Regions from separate parts of the Mus musculus genome. Here all the other regions are linked to region 3. The links are chromatin loops, found by intact Hi-C in ENCODE. Cell type or tissue: left cerebral cortex. All regions are shown on one strand. Links, peaks and the distances in the headings refer to the core of each region. The heading gives the core; the rest is flanking DNA.

What was found. Hi-C counts contacts between places; a loop is a spot of excess contacts. Peaks named below come from ENCODE experiments on the same cell type or tissue, not always from the same donor. Only the 100,000 strongest peaks of a DNase experiment are listed, where the experiment ranks them.
Region 1: it touches region 3 in a loop (1.8-fold over the local background); 17 of 42 quality-filtered maps call a loop at or near these places.
Region 2: a loop joins it to region 3, with 2.0 times the contacts of the local background. A loop is called at or near these places in 8 of 42 quality-filtered maps.

The regions. Positions count from the first base shown.
Region 1 is chr12:102,521,600-102,528,902 of GRCm38, forward strand. No RefSeq gene overlaps it. Among named protein-coding and RNA genes, the nearest start is that of Chga, 30 kb to the right of the region's middle. In left cerebral cortex, for the core only: a CTCF peak has its summit at 3,316 (motif pointing right); a DNase peak (open chromatin) is centred at 3,355.
Region 2 is chr12:102,644,548-102,651,850 of GRCm38, forward strand. All of the region lies in intron 2 of Itpk1 (inositol 1,3,4-triphosphate 5/6 kinase), which reads right to left. Among named protein-coding and RNA genes, the nearest start is that of Mir1936, 37 kb to the right of the region's middle. In left cerebral cortex, for the core only: no CTCF peak of the experiment used is centred there; a DNase peak (open chromatin) is centred at 3,462; H3K27ac peaks cover 282 bases.
Region 3 is chr12:102,702,243-102,709,545 of GRCm38, forward strand. Itpk1 (inositol 1,3,4-triphosphate 5/6 kinase) reads right to left here and starts at 2,627. Exons shown (of 10, transcript NM_172584.3): 1 at 2,480-2,627. The coding sequence starts at 2,574. In left cerebral cortex, for the core only: CTCF peaks have their summits at 3,149 (motif pointing right) and 4,184; DNase peaks (open chromatin) are centred at 1,234, 1,464, 1,685, 1,917 and 3 more places; H3K4me3 peaks cover 2,471 bases; H3K27ac peaks cover 3,431 bases.

The DNA.
Region 1 (7,303 bases), core at 767-5,766, 180 kb before region 3:
ACCCACAATCCAAAACTGACCAAGGAGGCCCTTTGTTTTACCCTCACCTAGGTTTAATGCATTTTCCAACTTGAAAGACCCAAGATGGATCTTGGTTTCATTTCTGGCAAAGCTAAATATTTCTTCTGATTTGACCTTGCCCCATGCTGCAGGCTGAGCCCAGTACTAGCAAGCAGTCCACTAGCTAAATCCCCCCTCCCCGTCCCTCTTCTGCATAGTTCCATTAGGTATTCTTTACACACTGCCGGCTGGTTTCCTTTGCACACGGCCCACTGTGTCCGCTCTCCTTTTCCCTCCTGGCTTTCACCCAGCACATTAGTACTCGTTAGTACTCGGACTTGACTTGTATAAACAGCCCTCAAAGCCTGAAGAGGGGGACGACCGCTGCCCTGGCCCTGGCCCCTCAGGTCAGCCTCTTGCCAGGGTTTTGAAATATCACAGTTGTCTGCTTCAAGCCAATACACCCCACCTGTCCTTCCAAGCCCCGCAGAGCACAAGCCAGTGATTCCTGTTTGGGTTCAATATTTCCTGCAGGATCTGACATTCTGCCAGCCCGGTTCTGTTTCCAAGAGGCCACCTGCTGAGTGTCAGAGTGGTCAGCAGCCCCGAGGTTGCTATTGATCAGTGTCTGCGGCAGCCACGTCTGGTGTCCCAGGCCTGATCTATCCTGGGGGAGGACTGTGGAACATAGGAAAGTTCCCATAGTGCCTGCAGGGACAGGCTAGTCCCTTTAGCAGGGCTGTGGGGAGACTTCTCTTCAGAGGGAGAGAAAATGCTGAATCAATGCCCTCAAAGCCACGGGCAAGTATGAGCTCTGCCAGGGCCACCAGAACACACTGTCACTGTCCTATTGCTACGTTGTATACAGGTTTTTATTGAATTAGTTATCACTCTTTCCAGGAGTCATAAAAAGGAAAAGATAAGAAAAATGAAATTCTCTGTTTAACTTGGCTCTTTTGTACCACATTTCCTCCTCATTTCTGTTGGGATAAATATTAAGTTCACAGGGGCTGAAGAGACAGCTCAGTGCCCAGTGGTGAAGAGCATTGGCTGCTTTTCCACAGACTGGGCCTCAACTCCCAGCACCTACACAACAGCTCATAACCATCTGTAACTTCAGTTCCTGAGGTGACACCCTCCTCTGGCTTCTGTGGGTACCAGGCATGCGCACGGTGCACAGACACACGTACAGACAAAACACCCATATGCACAAAAAAGTCAATAAATATTTTAATGTACAAACTATAAACTACAGTTAAATACGTAAAGTTAGTGGAAAATAGACTTTAAAAATCCCTACATAGTTATCATAAGAAGTTCTGGTCTCATCCACAGCACCAGTCCCACCCCTTTTTCAGGTTATTATGGGATACTTTTTTTTTTTTTTTTTTTTTTTTTTTGAGACAGGGTTTCTCTGTGTAGCCCTGGCTGTCCTGGAACTCACTATGTAGACCAGGCTGGCCTCAAACTCAGAAATCCGCCTGCCTCTGCCTCCCAAGTGCTGGGATTAAAAGCGTGCGCCACCACCGCCTGGCTATGGGATACGTTTTATGTGTCATGTGCTTTATACTGTAGTCTATACCTACAAAAGCACTTGTATGTTTTAACATCATAGCTCTCCTACAGATAGCAAATGTTTCTTTCTTCCCTTTCCTTTCCTTCCTTCCTTCCTTTCTTTCTTTTGGCTCTTTGTATATTTTAGATATTAATCCTCAGTCAGATGCCTGCCTAGCAAAGATTTTTTTCTCATGATAGAACTTTCTTTTTCATTTAAATTTATGTACATTGCTACTTTGTCGGCATATATGTCTGTGAGAGGATATTGGTTCCCCTGCAACTGGAGTTACAAACAGTTGTGAGCTGCCATATGGGTGATTGGAATTGAACCCCAGTCCTTTGGAAGAGCAGTCAGTGCTCCCAACTACTGACACAGGAATTCCAGTCAAATCCTTCTTTTCCTGTAGTTAGTTTGCCAAGCCAGCACCTAAGCAAGGCCTATACTTGTATTTGCTTATCTAAGGCCATCATCACAAATGTCCCTCAAGTCTCATAAACTGAAAATCTTCAATATTATTAAACAATAATTTACAAATAAGGGTCAGAGAGGTGGCTCTGTGGGCAAAGTGCTTATAGCTCAAGTCTGAGGACCTGACTTCACTCAAGTCTGAGGACCTGATTTCGGACTCCCAACACTCACATAACAAGCCTGATTCTGCAGGGTATGTAGGGAAGAAGGTAGTGTGGAAGAGGGTGGGTCTCTGTGGCCCTCTAGCCAGCCAGTCTAACCATCAGTGAAGTCCAGACTCAGCTAGAGTCTTTGAAAAGAAAGAATAAACCAGCGGGTGTGGTTTCAGAGTTCAGAGTACCTATTGCTCTCAGAAGACCTGGGTTTGATCCCAGCATCCCAGCACCCATGTGGAGTGGTTCACAACTGCCTATAACTCCAGCTCCAAGGGATCCAATGCTCTGTGTTGACCTCTGCAGGCACTGTACACACACACACACACACACACACACACACACACACACACACACACACACACACGGAAGTAAGACACTAAGATTTGTGCCTTAACTAGTCTACATTATCTCTCCCTCATTATACACACACACATATTATGTATGTATGTGTATATATATATATATATATATATATATATATATATATATAGGCTTGGAGAAGAACTAGAAGTGACTGGAGAGTGTGGACATAGGGGTGAGCATCAACAGACTCAGCTCTGTTATTGGCCCATGGGTGAGCAGATGTGAATACAGATGTGAATACATCATAGTTGTTTTGGTAAAAGGGGAAGTGTAGTGACAGACAGGAAGTCTCAGGGTTCCTCCATGAAGGCTACTTGTTGATGTGAGTTGGCTCTAAGGCTCCGGAGGAGCAGCCCTGGGGTGGGAGTGGGAGGTAGACAGGCTCAGCCCGCCCATCACTCTCAGAGGCTGCTGGCTTTGCTGGTACAAAGACTCTCTAGATCTCCACATGACGGCAGTCAGACCCTGGAATGGGCCCCAGGAAGCTGGCCGGATTTGCAGACTTCTCATGGAGTTTAGATCCATCTGGCTGCTGGTCACATTACTGAGCTTCTGTCCCTAGGTCCTCCAATGAATGGTGGTTCTGTCGTCAGGAAGGCCAGAGACACTGAGGCAGACTGCCCAGCATGCATCACAGGGCCTAAAATTCACCCAACCTTTCCCTCCCCTTTCTGTTTTGATCTCTGCTTCTCTTCTTTCTTCTTTCCACTCTCTTCCAGTTTGGGGGGTTTATCTCCCTCTATAATAAGCAGTTTTGTAACTTTTTTTCAGTACACTAGGGGGAGCTACTATGTAACAAAACCCGCAGGGACTTGGCCTTGGCCCCGGCAAAGGCGGTCCTCTGGTCTGGGAACTGCAGGGAAGGATCCCGTTCCTTACTGCAGGGTTTCATAGAGCAGAGCCTATCCTTTGGGTTGACTGAGAGGAAGAGCTCAGGAGACCTGGATTCAAACCTGCCTCTGCCATCCTAACCGGGAAGACCTCCTCTCCTTCCTGGCCGGGCTAGGAGAGAGTTGGTTTGGGGCAATATTTAGTGCTGGGGCTGTGACTCTAAATCCTGACCCTGTCACCTATCTACTGTGTGATCACGGAGGGGTTGCTAGACCTCTCTGAGCCTCCTTCCAGAGGGCACCAAAGTAGAACAACTATGTTGCTCTTGGCACAGAGTCTGGGGAAGACAAGTGTTCAATAGATTCAACGGTATTGCTGTTTATGAGATAAGCTGGCACAGGTAACTGTTTCCCTCCTAAGTCCGAGGCCTGGGGAAAGCTTCTAAGTTTGTGTTTATAGCCTGTGAGGCAGTTATAGCTTAAGAATGGAACTCTGTATGTGGGGATATTATAAATACTATAATAATAACTATAAATATCATAGTTTCTATAATAAAAGTACCCGCCCCTCCCTCCCAATGACACAGACTTTGCTGGTCCCTGCAAGATGGCTGGAGTGCCCAGTTCATCGTGTAACCATGACAACTTCTTATGGTATCTGAGCTGGTCCTCATTGAGCTGCTTAACAAAAGAGAAGTGATCATACTGGTGTGACCCAACTGCAGATGCGTAAGAGAGACAAGGTGGTCGGTCCCAGGCAGGCTTGTGGGTCCTGGCACTGTGAGGTCCCGTGTGTGGAGAGGCACTGCACAGCCACTGGGTCTGTGAACAGACTAAAGCCTGTCCCTGACTATTGGGTAAGCGGAAAGGAGCCAGCAGCTTCTTTGACTAAGGCCTATGCTTAACTCAGGGCCAGATAAAATAGGTTCTGGATGTTTCTGCTAACGTGAGATCTCTGCCACAAAAGGAACCACAGCCCGCGAATCATCCCACATTCCCTGATGTACTGCAGGGGAGGGCACCCACTCTCCTGTTTCTGTAATCTTCCCTTGAGCCCTAAACGGCTTGTCAGCTGGACCCGGGGTCCCCAGAGCTGCTGGTGTCTCCATGGCTGGACCTGGAAGACGGTCACCCTGCATGGCTGGATGAGGCAGGAAAGCAGGGTGCTGGTTTCCAGAGAGGACAATGAGTTTATGATCAGACCAGGACAAAAACAGGAATGAGTTAGAGATAGAAATGATGAAGAAAAGCCTCGGGGACCTCGGGGGACAGAACAGAAAGAAACAAAAATGGCGGGAAGGTAATGCCAGGAGAAAAGGCTGAGACGTTTGCGATGTAGGGAATAAAGAAGTAAGTCTTTAAAGTGAAGAAGCCTAAGGAGCCTTGAGCAGGAAAGATGGATAAGCCCACATTGGACACACTGGAGAGAAACTTGCCTCATCTGAAACACGAGAGATCATTAAAGCGCCGGCAGAAAAGACAACTAATATACAAAGGAAACCAGACTTTCAGCACAGCAATGCAAACTGGGACACTATTTTATAATCTCATAAATATAATCGTTCACGATCGTTTGAGGTTCTGGAGGGAACTGTTTAGTCCTCGGCAGGTGCAATATCTCAAATACAAGTTGGGAGAATAAAGACCAAGAGAGCTGTCACTGACCCATGTTGGAGACAGGCTGAAGGACAGCCCACATTGAAGTACAGGCCAGGAGGGAAAGCTAACTGCTTTTTACTCCCCTTTGTCTTGCAGAGACAGGCTCTGGTGTAGCCCAGGCTAGTCTCAGGAGTGTCAGAGGGAAGAGGGATAAAATATAATGTGGTGGAATTTGGAAGAAGGAAGTCATGAGTTAAGAAATTCAGAGAGTTCCAGAAGCTGGGAAGAGGAGGGCAATGGGTCCTCACCAAGAGCTTCCAGAAAGAACACAGCCCTTAGGTTGGCTCAAGGAGATCCATTTTGAACTCTGACCTCCAGCACAAAAAGTGATACATTGTGTTGATTTAGATGAGAAAGTCTATAGTACTTAGTTACTGCAGCTAACAGGAAACTGACACAGACCTAAGGATGGACCCTGGGGAGAGCAGAAAACCCAGAAAACTTATCTTTTCCAGAACAAAGGAGTTGCACTGGGTTATTATACTTTTGAAACTCCTTTACCCAGAAGAAAATGTCCTTTCTGTTAGTGTAACTCATTGTTTCTGTGGTGGATGGTAATTCACTAGCTTAACACCTGATCAAATGAGGGGACCACTTCATTTTAAGCTACATTTTAAGAGAACCCCACAGCTGCTCACTATAAAAAAGCAGCAGGAACATAAAACCCGAGGTGTTTACTCTTCGCCATGTTAAGCAATTTTCTTACATTGTTAATTTTTAGGGCTGTTAAAGACAGCTTTTAGTGAGTACAAGTATTTCTTGAGAGGTAGAGGGTTGGCTCAGTGCTTAAGAGGGCTTGCTGCGCTTCGGAGGACTGGAGTTCAGATCCTAACACTCTCGTCCCTAGGACTTCAGCTCACCAAGGAGTCCAACAGCCTTTTCTGGCCTCTGCGGGCATACACACATCCATGTAAATGAAAATGTTTAAAAATATCCTGGGCTTCATTCAGAAAGAAGACAGTGAGTTAACATCTTTTTTTTAAAAAGTATGCTCGAGCCAGAGAGATGGCTCAGCGGTTAAGAGCACTGACTGCTCTTCCAGAGGTCCGGAGTTCAAATCCCAGCAACCACATGATGGCTCCCAACCATCTGTAATGGGATCTGATGCCCTCTTCAGATGTGTGGTGTGTCTGAGGACAGCTACAGTGGACTCATGTACATAAAATAAATAATTCTAAAAAAAAAAAGTATGTCTTCCTGCCTTATCTCTAGCCAATAGATTACACAGGGAGAAGCAGGCTGTCAATCATCCTAGAGCACAGTCCTTTGTCTCAGCTCAGGTGAGACTTGTGATAGCTGTGCCTCTGTCTCTCGTGCCCTTCCTGTGTTCCGTGGCTGTCTGAAATTCTGAGTATAGTTGCTGGTGTCAACCCTCAGGGCTGGGAGGGATTAGCTCAGAATAAACAAACCATTTGCAGTGTGTGCAGGCTATGCTGTGAATAGCATGCAGGCCCAGGTTCTTTTTTTACAACACGAAGTGCAATTGTGTCTTTAGAACAGGAAACTGACCCTAGCAATAGAGTCCGGGTAAAGGGCTGCATTAGTCAGGAAGGAGGATGAGAAAGCAAGATTCAGGCAGAGGGACTGTCATGTGCAAAGGGCCTGTGGCTAGAAAGAGGCTTACGAGCACTGAGGCATGAAAATGTGTTTTGCATGGCAAATGGTGGGTGGGCGTTGTGTGGAAGGGAAGCAGCCAAGGGTGAAGGAGGACTTTGGATCCTACACAATGTGCTCGAGTTCATCCCCCCCACATAGTAAAGAAACATGGACGCACCATGAGCAAGAGAGAGGCAGACCTGTGCTCCATGCTCTGAACCTGGGAGCTGAAGGAAAGACAGTTCTAGTGCCTCTCTAGTCATTTTACACACCACGCTGGAAACTTCTGGAAAGAACTTCCAAGCGGCAGCAGGTGATAAGAGCCACTGGAGGTTTTCAGCAAGCAGGGAGATATGGCCAGATCAGCTGTGTAGAGAGATTTCTCAGTGACACAGCAGAAAGCAGAGGGCATCAAGACCGGGGACAGGGAGGGCATGGGGGTGGGGGGTGGAGCATCAATTCTGGCATAAAGTTCTGTGGGCTTGAACTCACTGGCCCCATCGTGGCTAGAGGAGGAGATGGCTAAGAGAGATTCGGAGGAAGTGGAGAGACCAGGACAAATGACAAGATTGCAGATGACAAGGGCGATGTGTGGAGATGAAATGATATGAACATGAAGACTCAGAGAGAATGTTCCTGCAAAAGAACCCCTGCAAGCAAGGGGTGACATGTCC
Region 2 (7,303 bases), core at 767-5,766, 58 kb before region 3:
AATATCTAGACTACAGAAAAGAATCCTTGCGTATAAACTGGGAGGGGTCAGATGCTAGGAACCCCTCAAATACAGTGCACTTCTACTACAATCCTTGCCCCTGTCCTCTAACCTTAAGCTCCTGGGAGCAAGACTCTCATCTCATTGCATCTGTGTCCCCCACTGCACTGAATGCTACAGGTGCCTACCAAGTGATAACAACGATGTCACCCACCCCACACAGTCCTGAAGTACTTCGCTGAACCCTCATGGAGCTAATATCTGTCTCTCTCATGCGCTGGGCATGGTAGCACACACCTCTAATCCCAGCATTTGGGAGGTAGAGGCAGGCAAATCTCTGAGTTTGAGGCCAGCCTGGTCTACAGAGTCAGTTCTAGGACAGCCAGGGCCTCACAGAAAAACCCTGTCTCAAAAAAATTAGAATAAAATAAAAAAAAAATTTCTCTCTCTTTATAACACCCAATACAATAGTAGGGCTAGTTAGTCATTTCCCCAGTTAAGGATTTAACCTTCTAAGAATGCAAATACTTGTCCTGGATCTCACAGTAACAACCCAAGCTTCAAACACAGGCAACAAAAAACAGACACCCTTTTCTACTCTGCTACTCCCAGTCACTTTCTGTTCATCTGTGGCTAGTAACAAACACAGGCCCTCTTCCTCCCAGCCAAGCAATTCCAACCTAGATGCCCGGGTGACCTGATACTACAGGGACGCTCATTTTCAGGTCCCCTGTGTGCAGTCGTGCAGTCTCACCATTTTGTAAGAAGTTAATATAAAACACACACACACACACACACACACACACACACACACACACACACACACACTGGACAGGACAAGAGAGAGACAAGGCTAGGAACAGAAACAAGACGAGCTGGGCCCTGACAGCATGGAGGCAAAAATCCAAACTCAGACCGGTGCCTTCTCCATCTCCCACTGGGGCTCAGGAACAGAGGCAGGAGCTGGTGGTCACAGCAGGGTCTCCTTTCCCCTGGGAGGAACAGAACTTCAGTGCTCTCTCAGATTTGACTTCAAGTGCAAACTCTCATGCATTCCATGGCTAGCTTCCCACCGAAGCCTACATTTTGAGGGAAACCTTTCTGAAGCGTCTTGGCATCAGCTTAAATATTGACCTAGGATGACCGAGTGGGCCACAGGTGAATTAAGAACACAAAGGCGTGCGTGAAACAGGGGCTCAGTAGATCATACAATTGGGGTGCAAGGTTGCAAATCTACCCCAGTATGCACAAAAAGGGTCTGTGCTTACTCTTCTGACTACTCTAAAACTCCCAACACCCACACAGTCATTCCACTGACCACTTTCTCATTTAGGGGCAACTTTCAATAGGAAATCCATGTACATCTGGCACACAGGGAATGATATCTGGGTGCAAAATGCCCCCTCCCAGATGAACAAAGGGCACCAGAAGGATGTGCCCACACATGGACTGTGTGTGTGCCCACACCTGGGCAGCCTCAACTAAGCAGTAGGCGGTAAGTCCCATCTGGGGCTCAATGGAAATCTGCCATCTGTGACCAACGAACCACAGGGCTGAAGGGCTGATGAAGCGGGGTCCAAGCCACAGAAGTGTGCAGAAGAAGTTCCAGGGGGCACCCTAAGCCACAGCCTCTCTTGACCCCACAGCAGAGAGCTGGTGTCATGACTGAGCCCTGCAGGGAACTTGATCAAAGTTCTTGTTGCATTGCTTGCTAGTTCTTCTTCCTCTCTCAGTGGCCCCAACATGCACCTTGCTACTACCATCCTGGTTGCAGCTCTGCTCCTTAGGTATTTCTAGCCGCCAAGTCTGCTAACCCATACTCATGCCCACACCCAAGTATCCGTCAAATGAAAAGCCGCCTCTGTCAATCCCAGATCCTCAGCTACAGGCACTGTGGGGAGTAATCAGCCCCCACTTCCCTCTTCTGCTGCCTCTCTGGAAGTCAGAGCCAGAGGCTCCAGGGGAGCCTCAAAAGACCCAGAGAACACCAACTTGAAATGGCCACAGCAGACATGGCCAGGAAGTTGGCAAGGGCAAGAACAGAGCAACTTGTTCACCTGCTGGCAATGAATTTAAAGAAAAATGTAAAAAACGTTTGGTAGGACTCCATCTGAGTTTCCAGTCTGTCATAGTCCAACCCCTTCTGCACAGAAAGGGGAAGCTGAGGCCCAGCCAAAAGGAAGGGGGCAGTGACTAAGTAAGGTTGGTAATTACTGAGAAAGCCAGCATAAAAACTCAAAACCCTGGCCATCAAAGCTGAGTGCCTGCAGAAGGACTGACATCGGACAGACTCTGGGGCTGGAGTCATAGGGCCCTGCAAACACTGGACCCAGAGCCACCTGGGGTCATTCACAGTATTAAGTGACTGAGCCACCATCTGGGGGCTGTAGATCCTGGAGGAAAAGGGAAGGAGGAAGAGGAGGGGAGGAGCTGCCTAAGGCACGCCAGCTCTGCAGAGTGTGAAGAGGGGTGCGGCCTCTGTCCTCAGTCCAGCCAGGAGAGAGCCCCGCTAAGCATGAAGCCTCAGCAGTTGACTCTTGACACTGGCACCCAGAGTCCAACCCCAGATCCACCCACATTAGGCCAGGGCAGGAGCATTTAAAGACCCACCCTGGTGAGATCTACCTAACTTCAGAGCCCTAAATTCACAGCCCACACCTAGAACCTTTGCCTAAGCTGACCGTCCAGAGGCTCACAGTCCAAGTCCAACGGAAGCCCGCCAGGCATCATGGCCTCGCTAGTCATGCACAGACAGCATAGCATCTCTACCCAAAGGTAAACAGGGAGGGACCAGGTTCCTCTCTGGTCAAACCTCAAGGCTTTGCCAGTTAGTTTTTAATGCTCAGCCTCCATAGTCCCACTGAGTGCTGGACCAGGTGGCCAGCCAGGAAGCCACAGGGCCAAGTCAGTGAGGCCTTTTAATTCAGCTCCCTTGAGGCCCCCAGGGGACTCTGCTGAGGACAAGAGGGCCTGAGTTCCCCATGACTGTCCCACAAGGCTCTGCAACCAAAGGCTAGAACACAGGACACAGAAAAGCAGAGTAGACACCGTAACGCTCAAACCACGAAAGCACCAGGGTCTCTGCCTACATGTGGTCAGCGAACTGGGTCAGAGGACCAAAACTAAAGGTAGGACTTAGACCCTCTAGTTCAGATGTTTTTTGCTGTTTCAGAACTAACTTCAGAATCTAGTCTCCATCTTGGGCAAAAAAAAAAAAAAAAAAAAAAAGCCCACCTTGGGTAAGACCTGACAAAATACCCTTCCTCCTAAAAATGTTCTCACCCACTCAAAAACCTTCCGAGGCTCCCAGTGCCCTAAAATAGGACACGGTGCTCCTCCCAGCTCCCTGCCCTTACTCTCGCCTCACCACTTCCTAAAGCAGCTCACTCCTCTGGTCAGACCAGCCCACAGCCTGGGCACCTGGCCCCAGGCTCTCCACAGTGTATACAAAGAGCTCTCGGCCACCAGCCCTTCCACTGGAGAGGGTCCAAAGCACTTACACACCAATCCCTTCCTCCCCACGGTACTATGAGCTCAGCTTCTGGGACAATCATTAGCTTAGACCTGACCATTCTTGTGACCCGTGCTCAGGGTCTGAGGCATACATCAATCAGCCTGCAGGACATCAGCCCTTGCACAGGTTGGGGCTATTCCCGTTTCCTATTTTGTAGGGAAGGAACAGGCATAGAAAAATAACACTAACTCAGGGCCCAATGGTAGCACCAGGCTCTGCATGGGATGGGCCTGGTCGCAGCCTCTTCTCCCACATGTCACCCCGTGCGTTCTACATAAAAGGAAATTGTGAGCCATGTCCTTGTAACAAAGGTGATAAGGCCAGAATACAGGAAGTGGTAAGGGTGCAGAGCCCAGGTCACTTCTCAGGCTTTAGCAAGAGCTCTGGTGCCCCACCCGAGGCCTTCCACAGAGGGCTAGGTAAGAATAAGAAAATCCAAGCGCCAAATGTATCGCCAATAGAGTGCCCAACTGGAAAGGGAGAACACCTGGGTACCGGGATCTTCCCACCATCGCCATAAACTGTACCCCTGCCTCATGGCATCTTCCCTGCCTTCTGAGGTAAATGGAAAACACATCAATAAGTAAGAACATCAGTGGAGGGTCCGTCAGGTTCCAGCACTCTGGTGACATCACCTACCCAGGCTCTACTGCAACAGCACTCTTTGAAAGAACACTCATGAGGTGCATGTATACACACACACACACACACACACACACACACACACACACACACACACACACACAAACACTCTCTCCTGTGCTGGTGACCTCTCCCACTGCTGCTTCTAACAGTCCTTGAAGCTGAGGCCTGTGGGCAACTCAGTTCCCTCAGAGCGTCTTCCCCCCAATTTAAAGGCATCTAAGTCCAGGTAGATACGTGATCCAGGCTTGGCCAATGAGAATATCACATCGCATGGACTAGTGACTGACACATGTGTTGAACAGTGTCCCTCGGCAAGACAAGCTGAAGTGCTCACCCCCAGCAGCTGGGTATGTGACTGTATTTGGAAACAGGGACTTGCAAATATCATCAAGTTGAGGTCAGTCAGGCCATCAGAGTCATGCTAATCTAGGTCTCCTCAGGAAAACAAAGATGGAGGCTAGGGAGGCAGCTCGGTGGGAAAGCATTTGCCTCATGGGCACAAGCACCTGAGTCGGATTCCTCAGAACTCATGTGCTTATAATCCCAGCTCTGCGGAGGCAGGCAGGAGGCTCCCTAGCCAGCTACTTTTACCTCATTAACCAGCTACACAGGCCACTCGCAAAAGGAGGTGGCCAGCATTCCTAAGGAGAATACTCAAGGCTATATCCTCTGGCCTCAGCCTCCCCTCTGCCTCCTCCCCCCTCTCTCCGTCTCCCTCCCTGTCCATCTCCTGAAAAGCCATGACTATATAGGCCTACACACAAAAGATGGCCAAGGGAAGACAGGAAGGCAGAGACTATATAGTTCTCCGCTGCTCCAGGCCAGGACACCGTGGGACCGTATCTGTAGCTGGAGGAGGACTGACTTACTCCAGGAGGTTCTGGGCCTGTCATCACTGACTTCAGACTCCCAGCCGCGGGAGCTGACAATAAGCTTCAGTTCTTTTCAACCTCAGCTGAAAGTTACAGAACCTGCCAGATCAATCAGAGCCAACCTTACCCCAGCCAGCCCCGAGTCCCAAGCTGAGTCCTGGCTCAGGGAAGCTGATAAGCCGAGGGGATACAGTGCTGGCAGCCATCTTCTCATGACCTGGCAAGGGCTCACCCAAAGTAAGTTTCTCAGAGAGGCTGAAGAAACATTTCCAATGAGACGGTGTGCATCTTTAATGACCTGAATGAAACCCCTCTGCCCTGGCTCTAGATCTTCTCCACATCTTTTTAACGGATGCTCCCCTCGCCTTTCCAGCTATGCTCAAGATGTATGTGTGTGTGTGTGTGTGTGTGTGTGTGTGTGTGTGTGTGTGTGTGTGTCTGACGCTCAAGATGTATGTGTGTGTGTGTGTGTGTGTGTGTGTGTGTGTGTGTGTGTGTCTGACGCCCTCCAGGGCCTTCACATTTCTCATACATGGGCATAATTTTCCTCTAAAGCATGTCTAAAGGAGCCCGACACCCAGCGATCATCCATCCCCCGAAAGGACCTAAACTTTCCACACGAGCGCTAAGATCCTAAGTGCCAGGTTCTCTGTGGCCAGCAGCGTCACCCTGCCAAGTTCTGCTACAAACAGGATAACTAGTTCTTACCCTAATGATGCTTTTCAAGATGGGGGTTTCTCTGTGTAGCGCTGGCTGTCCTCTAACTCAGAGATCTGCCTGTCTCTGCCTCCTGAGTGCTGGGATTAAAGGTGTGTGCCATCACCATGGCTAGCTTGGAATTTTCTTGTAACAAAAAAATGGTTCCTCCACCAGGCAGTGGTGGCACACACCTATAATCCTAGCACTTGGGAGGCAGAGGCAGGCAGATTCTGAATTCAAGGCCAGCCTGGTCTATAGAGTGAGTTCCAGGACTATACAGAGAAACCCTGTCTCAGAAAACACACACACACACACACACACACACACACACACACACACCCCAAATAAAAACAGTTTCTCCAAGCTCAGATTGATAAGTAAAGAGGTGCTTGATTTTAAATGATGACCCAAAACAGCTTTTATCACAAAAACAAAGTTTTGGAGGTAGGTATCTCAGGTGCTTCAACAGCCTGGTGCCAGCAAAAACTGAGGATTTTTTTTCAAGTTTCCATTCTGCAATGTTTACCATGGTCGGCTTTGGTTCACATCACAGTAAACATGGCTGACTGCCACAACTCCCAACAGGGCACCTGGAAGAGAGAAGGGGATGCGTCCAAGGAGCTGTGTTTTGTTTTTGTTTTTTTTAATAAGACAGTAGATGGTCTTTATGCTACTATCTCATTGGTCAGAAGTAGGTGAAACACACCACTTGGTGCAAGGGAGACTGTCTGCATGAACAGCCGAAGCCAATCCAAAGCCGTCCAATGCAAAAAAGGGGCGGTGAAAGGTGAGGGTGAAGGCAGGCTCAGAAGCTAAGTCTACAGAGAAGAATAAGGGAATCGCCAGGCTTGGACATCCCAGCTGTGCAGGACACTGAGGAGGGTCATGAGCTCAAGGCCTGCCTGAGCTACAGTTATTGTGTACAGTTAATGAGAGCTTGCCTCAATTTTTTACAAAAGGATTTGAGGTGTAGCCCAGAGCATTTGCTTAGCATGTGCAAGGAAGGTCCTGGGTTCAATCATTCACACTGAAAAAGCAAGCAAGCAAGCAAGCACGCAAGCAAGCATGCAAGCAAGCAAGCACACAAGCACACAAGCACGCAAGCAAGCAAGCAAGCAAAAAAGAGTGAGAGTCGACTCGACCCTTGAAATCCTTAAAAAAAAAAAAAAAAATCACTCTGTAGCTTCTAAGTTGGCCCTAGGGTAAAGTAAACAAGTTCACAAGAATCCTTTCCCAATGCCTCGTGTGCCAGGTCCTCTGCTAGGTACTGAGGTGAGTGCCAGGAACCCACAAAACTTGCAGAGAGTGCTGGCAAGGCCAACACAGGAAGCACATGGTGGCCAGGGAGCAGGAGGGCTGGTACGTTCTGTGCCTGGGTCTAGAGAAGAAGGTGGTGGTATACTGAGATGGGTTCGGTGCACACGCAAATAGAGACAGCATGTTTCTAGAGTGGCTGGGCTCAGGCACCTCCGAGCTCAGGTACCCTCAATATGAGGCTTGCAGGGAGCGGTGGCTAAACCCCCTTCCTAGAAGGCAGCTCCCAGCTGCCTCACCCAGTCCTCAAAAGTCTTTG
Region 3 (7,303 bases), core at 1,104-6,103:
GGATGGACTGGGAGCTCTTAATGGAAAGGAGACATATGGACCATGCTCTCTCTGGCACCCGCGACCCCACCCCCACCCCCGGTCTGTAAATCCAGTGAGATGAATCCCTGCGAAAGGATTTTTACAAGGCCCGACCATCAGCTAAACCACTCATCCCAGGGCAGTTGAGCAGTCCTCATGGATGCACATTTGGAGCACAGTTCAAGTCATTTCCCAACATCCCTGGCCCTTTTTGTCAGGAAATTCACAGACAATTCACCATCCATCAATACACGAGCACTGCACCCCCAGCTTCTGAATGTCAAGAACAGGACGACGCCCATTCACAGGGTCTCCGGGGCCACTTAGACCACTCCAGCATTCACAATAAACAAAACACAGTGGAGGGGGGTGGGGGGAGGGGTCACTATCTCAACAGTTGTTTAGTTAACAATGTGGCCACCAGGGGGCTCTGTCCTGAAAGTGAAGAAGCAACAGAAAAACTCTTTCTGGTGTTTTCTTTTCCTTCTTAAGCTTCAGCTACAAAGCATCGAAAGCTATACTAATAAAAACGCACAGTAGGATTCCTGAGCTGCTGGAACGGCCCAGAGACTTTCTGCCATCCCTCCGAAGCCAACACTTGGGCAAAGGAAGGCAAGTAGACCTTGAATTCAGCCACCCTTCCTGAGAAATGAATGCTCAATAAGATTTCCGCACCCCGGGTTCCCTGAGACCCCCACCCCCACCCCGCGCCTCTTTAAAGGAGGGAGGGCCCACAGGAAGGGCAAGCCAACCGGCAGGTCTGGGAGTCGGTCCTCAACCCTTAAGTCTCTGCTAGGAGTCTTCTGCTACAGCCTGCTAATTACAGAATAAAGCACACCAGGCCAAGGACAAGCCTCGGGTATAGATAAAGGGTGACACAAACCCAGATTGCTATCAATAACAAGGATGCAAGGGATGAACTGGGGTTTCCCAAGAATTATTTGACAGCAGGGGGAGCTGTGGTCCCCTCAAGTCAGAACTGGACTTCCAGAACACGACAGAGGGGCTTCTCCAAATTTTTCTGCTGTCTAGGGCAACCTTTTCAGTGTGTTTATTTATGGTACAAACGTCCAACTGTCCTTTAAAAAAAAAAAAGTTCCATAAGCCCTGGGCTTTTCCAAAGCTCTGGCTCGAGTTCCTCTTGATTTTCTTGTGAATTCTGGGCTGCACTGAACGCCCTGCCGACCGTGAAAAGCCTGCTTTCTCCTAAGAGGCCTGTCTGGGAGACTCAGCCAAACCCACAAGGGAACTATAAGGGGCGCAGAACCAGGGCCCCCTTATAAATAGGCATTATCCCATCCAGTTGTGGTCAAGGAGGGCCTGTAAGGCTTGCCTGGGGCAGAGAAGCAGCAGGCTCTTGGACAGCCATGAGGGGCAAGGCAGTGCTGCCAGGGCGGCCTCTATGTGCCAGCTCAGACTGCTAACTAACCCCTGTGCACCAAGGGATAATGGAAGCCCAACTGTTCAATTCTCCAAAATTCGGGGCACCCACCAGGGATGGAACTACAAGTGAAGTCCATTTTCAAAAGTCAAATCTACTAAGTGAAAAGACTACCTAACAAAAGGTTTCCACCCGGAGTTTGCAAAAGGCTTCGGGGATGGGGTGTGGGGGCTGGATTCTCTTAGGCTTTCATTGAGAAGCTGTAACCAATAGCTCTGCGGAGAGGCAAGGCACACCTGACTCTAGGAACCCAGCACTTCTGTAATGTATTAAGAGCAAGCTCCATCAAAGCCCTCGGTCTCTGCCACTGAAGCACCAGCGCAGGGAGAACGAGGTGCTCAGCCGGAATGGCAGAAGACAATTCTACCCTACGTGGGTCCACCCATCACTTTCTATGCTCTGCCACTCCTTGGCCCTGGGACTACAAGGCAGGTACCCCACCTCTCTGCTGGTAGGTGTCCCTCTTCTAAGACACGTGGCCCAGAATCACCATCCTGGCTAATTTGCGAGGCTGCTGCGAGGCTCTAATGAGACAGCAAATCACCACAGACAAGCCAAGTATCGCTACTCATTTCAACTGGGCTTAAGCCGGCTGATATGCAATGACAGCTTCAGGAGCCGTGCACACGCGAGGCACGTAGTAGGCTCCACACAAACGCCGGTATCCTGCTCTACTAAGGGGAAGAAGAGGGAGGAAGAAAAACACACCAGTCCAAAAGTACCCTCTAACCCCTGACTGCTGGCGTGGACTCCCCGATTTCCCGGGTCCCACCACCCTGGACGGCCAGGGATCTCCCGGCACGACCCCAGTGCACCTGAGAGCCGCGGTCCGAACCCAACGCCCACAGCGGCCACGCTCCCCTCGGACACAGCCCGCGGCCCCCCGCGGCCACCTTGCTGCTCCGAACCAGCCCTCAGCGCGCGCCGCTCCTTCCCGGGTCGCCGTCGTCTGCCCCGCGCCCGCCGAGGGTAACCAGGCTCGGGCCGCGGGGGTCCCCAAGCCGCGTCCCTCCTCACCTGCACAGCTCCGCGAAGGCCTGGAAATTGAGCTTCTTGACTTTCTTCTCGCTCAGCCAGTAGCCAACTCTCTTCCCTTTCAGGAAGGTCTGCATCTTCTTCCTCCTCGGCCCGGGAGCCTGGGTCCGGAGGAAATTGCCCACAGGCCGAGCGTGTGGGGCCGGCGCGCGCCGCGAGCGTGCGGGCACCTCCTCCGGCGGCGGCGGCGGGGACGCGGAGCGGGCTTCAGCGCGCGGTCCTACCGGGCGGGGCGGCGGGCGGGGCGGGCCGGGGCGGGGCGGCGGCTGGGGGGCGGAGGCTCAGCGCGCCGCGCCACTGGCTGGGCCCCGCGGGTGGGCGCGCCCCGCCGCCGCCCCGCCCCCTCCGCCCCGCGGGGCTCGCCCGCGCAGGGACGTGCGCCCCGCAGCACCGTGCGCCGCTCGAGGACTCTAGGGATCCCGGGCCGCCGCCCGAGACCGCACCCGAGCCTCGAGCCCGAGCTGGAGCACGCCCTCCCGCGGCGAGGGTTCGCCCGCGCGTGCCTCTCGGACGCGCGGGGACCCCCTCGGGGAGCGCGCCGCCGTGTCCCCCGCCCTTCCTGCCCCAGCGCCCGCGCACACGCCACGCACACGCGGGGCCTGGGGCAGAGCTCCCGGAGGAGGAAGCGCCGGTTACCGCCAGGGGGCGCCAATGAGTCTTAAAGGCGCCGCCGCTAGTGGCGGGGTGCTGGATGGTGGCCAGGGCAGAGTGGGGTGAGGGAGTCGTGGTGTGGGCGCCTTGTGTCTATCTTGGAGGGCGGCCAAACCACTGGGCTTCGTTGCTCCTTGGCAGCACAGCGGGGATTGCCCCCAGAGGCAATTCGTTGCAATTGTCCTGTACTATCTCCACAACTGCCCCAGGTTCACACTCTGGGGTCCCTTTCAGCGGAGGGAGAGAAGCAGCCAGAGTGCACATAGCATCTTCAGGAGAGCCTTTTCTTTGCTAGGTGAAGGGACGTAGCTCGGCGTCTGACTTAGTGCTTTGGATCCTCTGAGCCACCTGCTCTACCCCGGCCTATGGGACAGTACTTAGCATTCCAGCCATCTCCAGCCTATGCTTTAGGCATTGGGAGGAGAAATTGGAGGCTCTCCCCAGACACAGACAGGGAAAAAAAAATGGGTTCCCGTGTGTAAAGAAAGACATTTTATCTGGCTTTGGAAATAAAGACAATTTTTGAAGATCTGAGATGAGAAAAGGCTTGAAGAAATGAAAGCTGTTAGTAAAGTGACAGAAACGGGCCTTGACCAGACTTGAGGAGTTACACCAAGTCCCTTTTTCCGGCTTAGATCCTGACCTTGGGCAGTGTCCTTGGTCCCCCTTGGTTCAGTTTTAGCAAGAAACCTCCTGAGTCAGAAAAGTTCGCCATCCCTGGTATCAGATCACTGCGGCCTGTCTGCAGTAAGAATGCTGTCAAGTGGGGCTGCTGAGATGGCTCAGCTGGTAAGGGTACTTGTGGCCAAACCTGACAACGAGAGTTCTATTCTCCACAGCGTAGATGGAGAGAACTAAGTCCATGTTTTCCTTTGACTGACACTCATGCTGTGGCATATACACACACAAATAAATAAATGTAAATAATAATAATAATCCTGTCAAGTAAATTGAGCCAGAATCCCAGGAGCCCTGGTGGTTTTGCTCAGAAATTCTCCACCCACAGATGTTCCACTCTGCTCCTTGGCAGTGACTTCCCATCTTTCCTTGTTGCCAGAGTGGAGCTCAGTTGCTCCCCTACTGTGGAGCCTGGGTGCTTCTTTAAATAAGATCTAGTGAGTTTAATTTTTCTTTAATTGGAGAAAAGGATGGAAGAGGATTAGAGAACCCACATGGCTCTGGAAAGCAGGGACTTTGTATCCTGGACCATGGAAGCCAGAAGACAAAGTGTAACTGCACCCATTCAGCTCTGTGCCTGAGGAAGATCGCTTCTGTGGAACATCATGGCCAACCTAGAACTGAGAGAAGAAATGGGGACCGGAAGTCCAAGAAGGTGAAAAGAAAGGGGTTAGGGAGCAGACGATGGCCAGTGCCTCACTGCTGAAGTCAACAGTAGAAATTCCCACACCCTGGCACAGGCTGTGGGTTTCTCTGGAGTTGTGTGTCTGGGTGGTTCAGGATCCCTGCTGGAGTTCCTTCCTTCCTTCCACACAAGCAGGGAACCCAGGGTGTGGCGGGGTAGTGCCGGCCTTGTAGTCCCAAGATGAGTAAGGCAGAGACATACAAACCATTGAGTCCTGGAGCATGTGATGAGAGCCATGTGAGTCCTGCCTCTGAGTGACTTGAGACTATGACATTGAAAGACAAGTAGGAGTTTGGGGTTAGGGGCACCTGTCTAGATGAAAGCTGAGAGAGTTCAGAGGGTGAAAGGGCAGGAAGGGTAGACTATGAGCCAAGGAGAAGAGCGGGATAACCAAAGGGATGTGGGGGGAAGACTAGGGGGCTGGCTGGTGACTGAGACAAGTTATTCTGTTGCTTTCATCTGTAAATTGGGCAGGAAATGCTCCACCTGGAGTTTCCCAGAGGACGGAACACGCTAGTCAGGACCTCGCCTTCAGGGCAAGTGAGTTCAAGGTCCGAGAAGTTCCGGGGCTCACCGAAAATCCTTCAAGACCCAGCCTCAGGGCTTGTTGTATTCTGATCACTTTGGAACGGAAGTGATCAAGGACCCACTGACTGCTGGGTAACTTAGCAAGTCCCTACCTAGCCTTTAGTGCCTTGGATCCTCTGTTCTAACTGAAGAGAAGGTTGTGTTTGTGCAAAAGCACTTCAGGATACAGAAGACTGATGGTTGTGCTGTCTAAAAATGTGCTTAAAAAAAAAAAAGACCCCTAGTCTATCTCTTCTCAGCCTCCTCCACCCTCCATGTGGGAAAGAGGATGTTGGGCTAGAAGCACAGAGATAAAGATTTGAACAGGTACCTGAGGTAGACACCATAAGGAGGTGATATTTGAACAAAAGTTCAGCAAGGGGAGTGGGCATGTCACACAGATACCTGACTGAGGTGAGGCTGAGGAACAGCAAGAACTTGGGTCTGATGTCAGCAAGGGGCAGTGAAGAGGTAGGCTGGAACAGAAAGAGCTGAGGAGAATATGGCGGGGGTTGGGGGGTGCCAAATCACAGAGGGCACCTCTTAATGTAAAGGAAGTCTCATGATTGACAACGGGACCTTGCCTGGTTTTACTCAGATCACCTGGCTACTGTCTTGAGACCCTGTCAGGGAAGCAAGAATAGGGGAGAGAGAAAAACAGGAGGTTCCTGCGGCAACCCAGGCCAGTGATGACTATGGTGAAGCTGGGAAGGTAGTGAGGCACGACCAGGCTCAGGGAAGAGCTGGAAGTGAAAGCCAGTGGTGTCGGCTATGAGCAGTACGTGCAACTGCAAACGAAAGAGAAGGCATACGTGTTCTGGATCCCGGCCTGAATGACTGCAGAATGGAGTCACCAAGTATGTAAGACAGGGAAACAAAAGGAGGCACCGGTTTGGGGCCTCAAGTCAGGAGTTCTACCAGCTATTCAGTGGAGAGAGCCGGCACGAAAGCCATCCGATGAAAGAGGCTGTAGTTCGGCCCGTGACTCAGGCTGGAGATAACATCGAGACGGGTGGCGTGAGTGTTGAGATGTTACTTGGAGCCACAAGACTGGATGAGATCACCTAGGGTGTAAGAGCAAGCAGAGGAAAGGTCAAGGATGGAGCCGAGGCACGGTTCAGAGGCCAAGAGGAACGGAGGAACCAGCAAAGCAATGAAGAAATAAAAGGAGAGCTGAGAGAGAACTGGGTGCAGCCCAGGCAGCCACTGCTGGCAGAAGGGGGCCACCAGCTGGAGAGCAAAGGGACTGAGGGTGACCCTGGAGCTTAGGGCAGGAGGGCTAGTGTGACACTTGGAAGGGCAGGTATCAAAGTATCTCTCAGATATGGGATTTCAAAAAGGAAAAACCTGGGGCTGGAGAGATGGCTCGGTGATTAAGAGTGCTGGCTGCTCTTCCAGAGGACCGAATTTAATTCCCAGGACCCACATGGCAGCTCACAGCTGTCTGTAACTCTAACTCCAGGGTTTCTGACACGCTCACACAGGCATACAGGGAGGCAAAACACCAATGCATGTAAAATAAACATTAAAAAAAAAAAGAAGAAGAAGAAGAAAGAAAAACTTGCCAGGCATGGTGGTGCACACATTTAATCCCAGCCTGGTCTACAAAGCAAATTCTATGATAGCCATGGCTACACTGAGAAACCCTGTCTCTAAAAACCAAAAAGAAAAAAGAAAAGAAAAGAAAACCATCGAGTATAATAGAAAGTCTGAGAGGCTTTCTATAGAAAAATGGAAGAGGGGCTGGTGAGATGGCTCAGTGGGTAAGAGCACCCGACTGCTCTTCTGAAGGTCCAAAGTTCAAATCCCAGCAACCACATGGTGGCTCACAACCACCCGTAATGAGATCTGATGCCCTCTTCTGGTTCGTCTGAAGACAGCTACAGTGTAATTACATATGATAAATAAATAAATAAACCTTTAAAAAAAAAAGAAAAAGAAAAATGGAAGAAAGAGATGTAAGAGATGGCTCCATTGTAAAGTGCTTGCCCCACAAGCATGAAACTCTGAGTTCTACCCCCAAAACCCACAGGAAAAAAAAAAAAAAGGAGCCGGGCAGTGGTGGCGCACGCCTTTAATCCCAGTACTTGGGAGGCAAAGGCAGGCAGATTTCTGAGTTTGAGGCCAGCCTGGTCTACAGAGTGAGTTCCAGGACAGCCAGGGCTACACAGAGAAACCCTGTCTCAAAAAACCAAAACCAAACAAACAAGGTGTAGTAGTGAAAC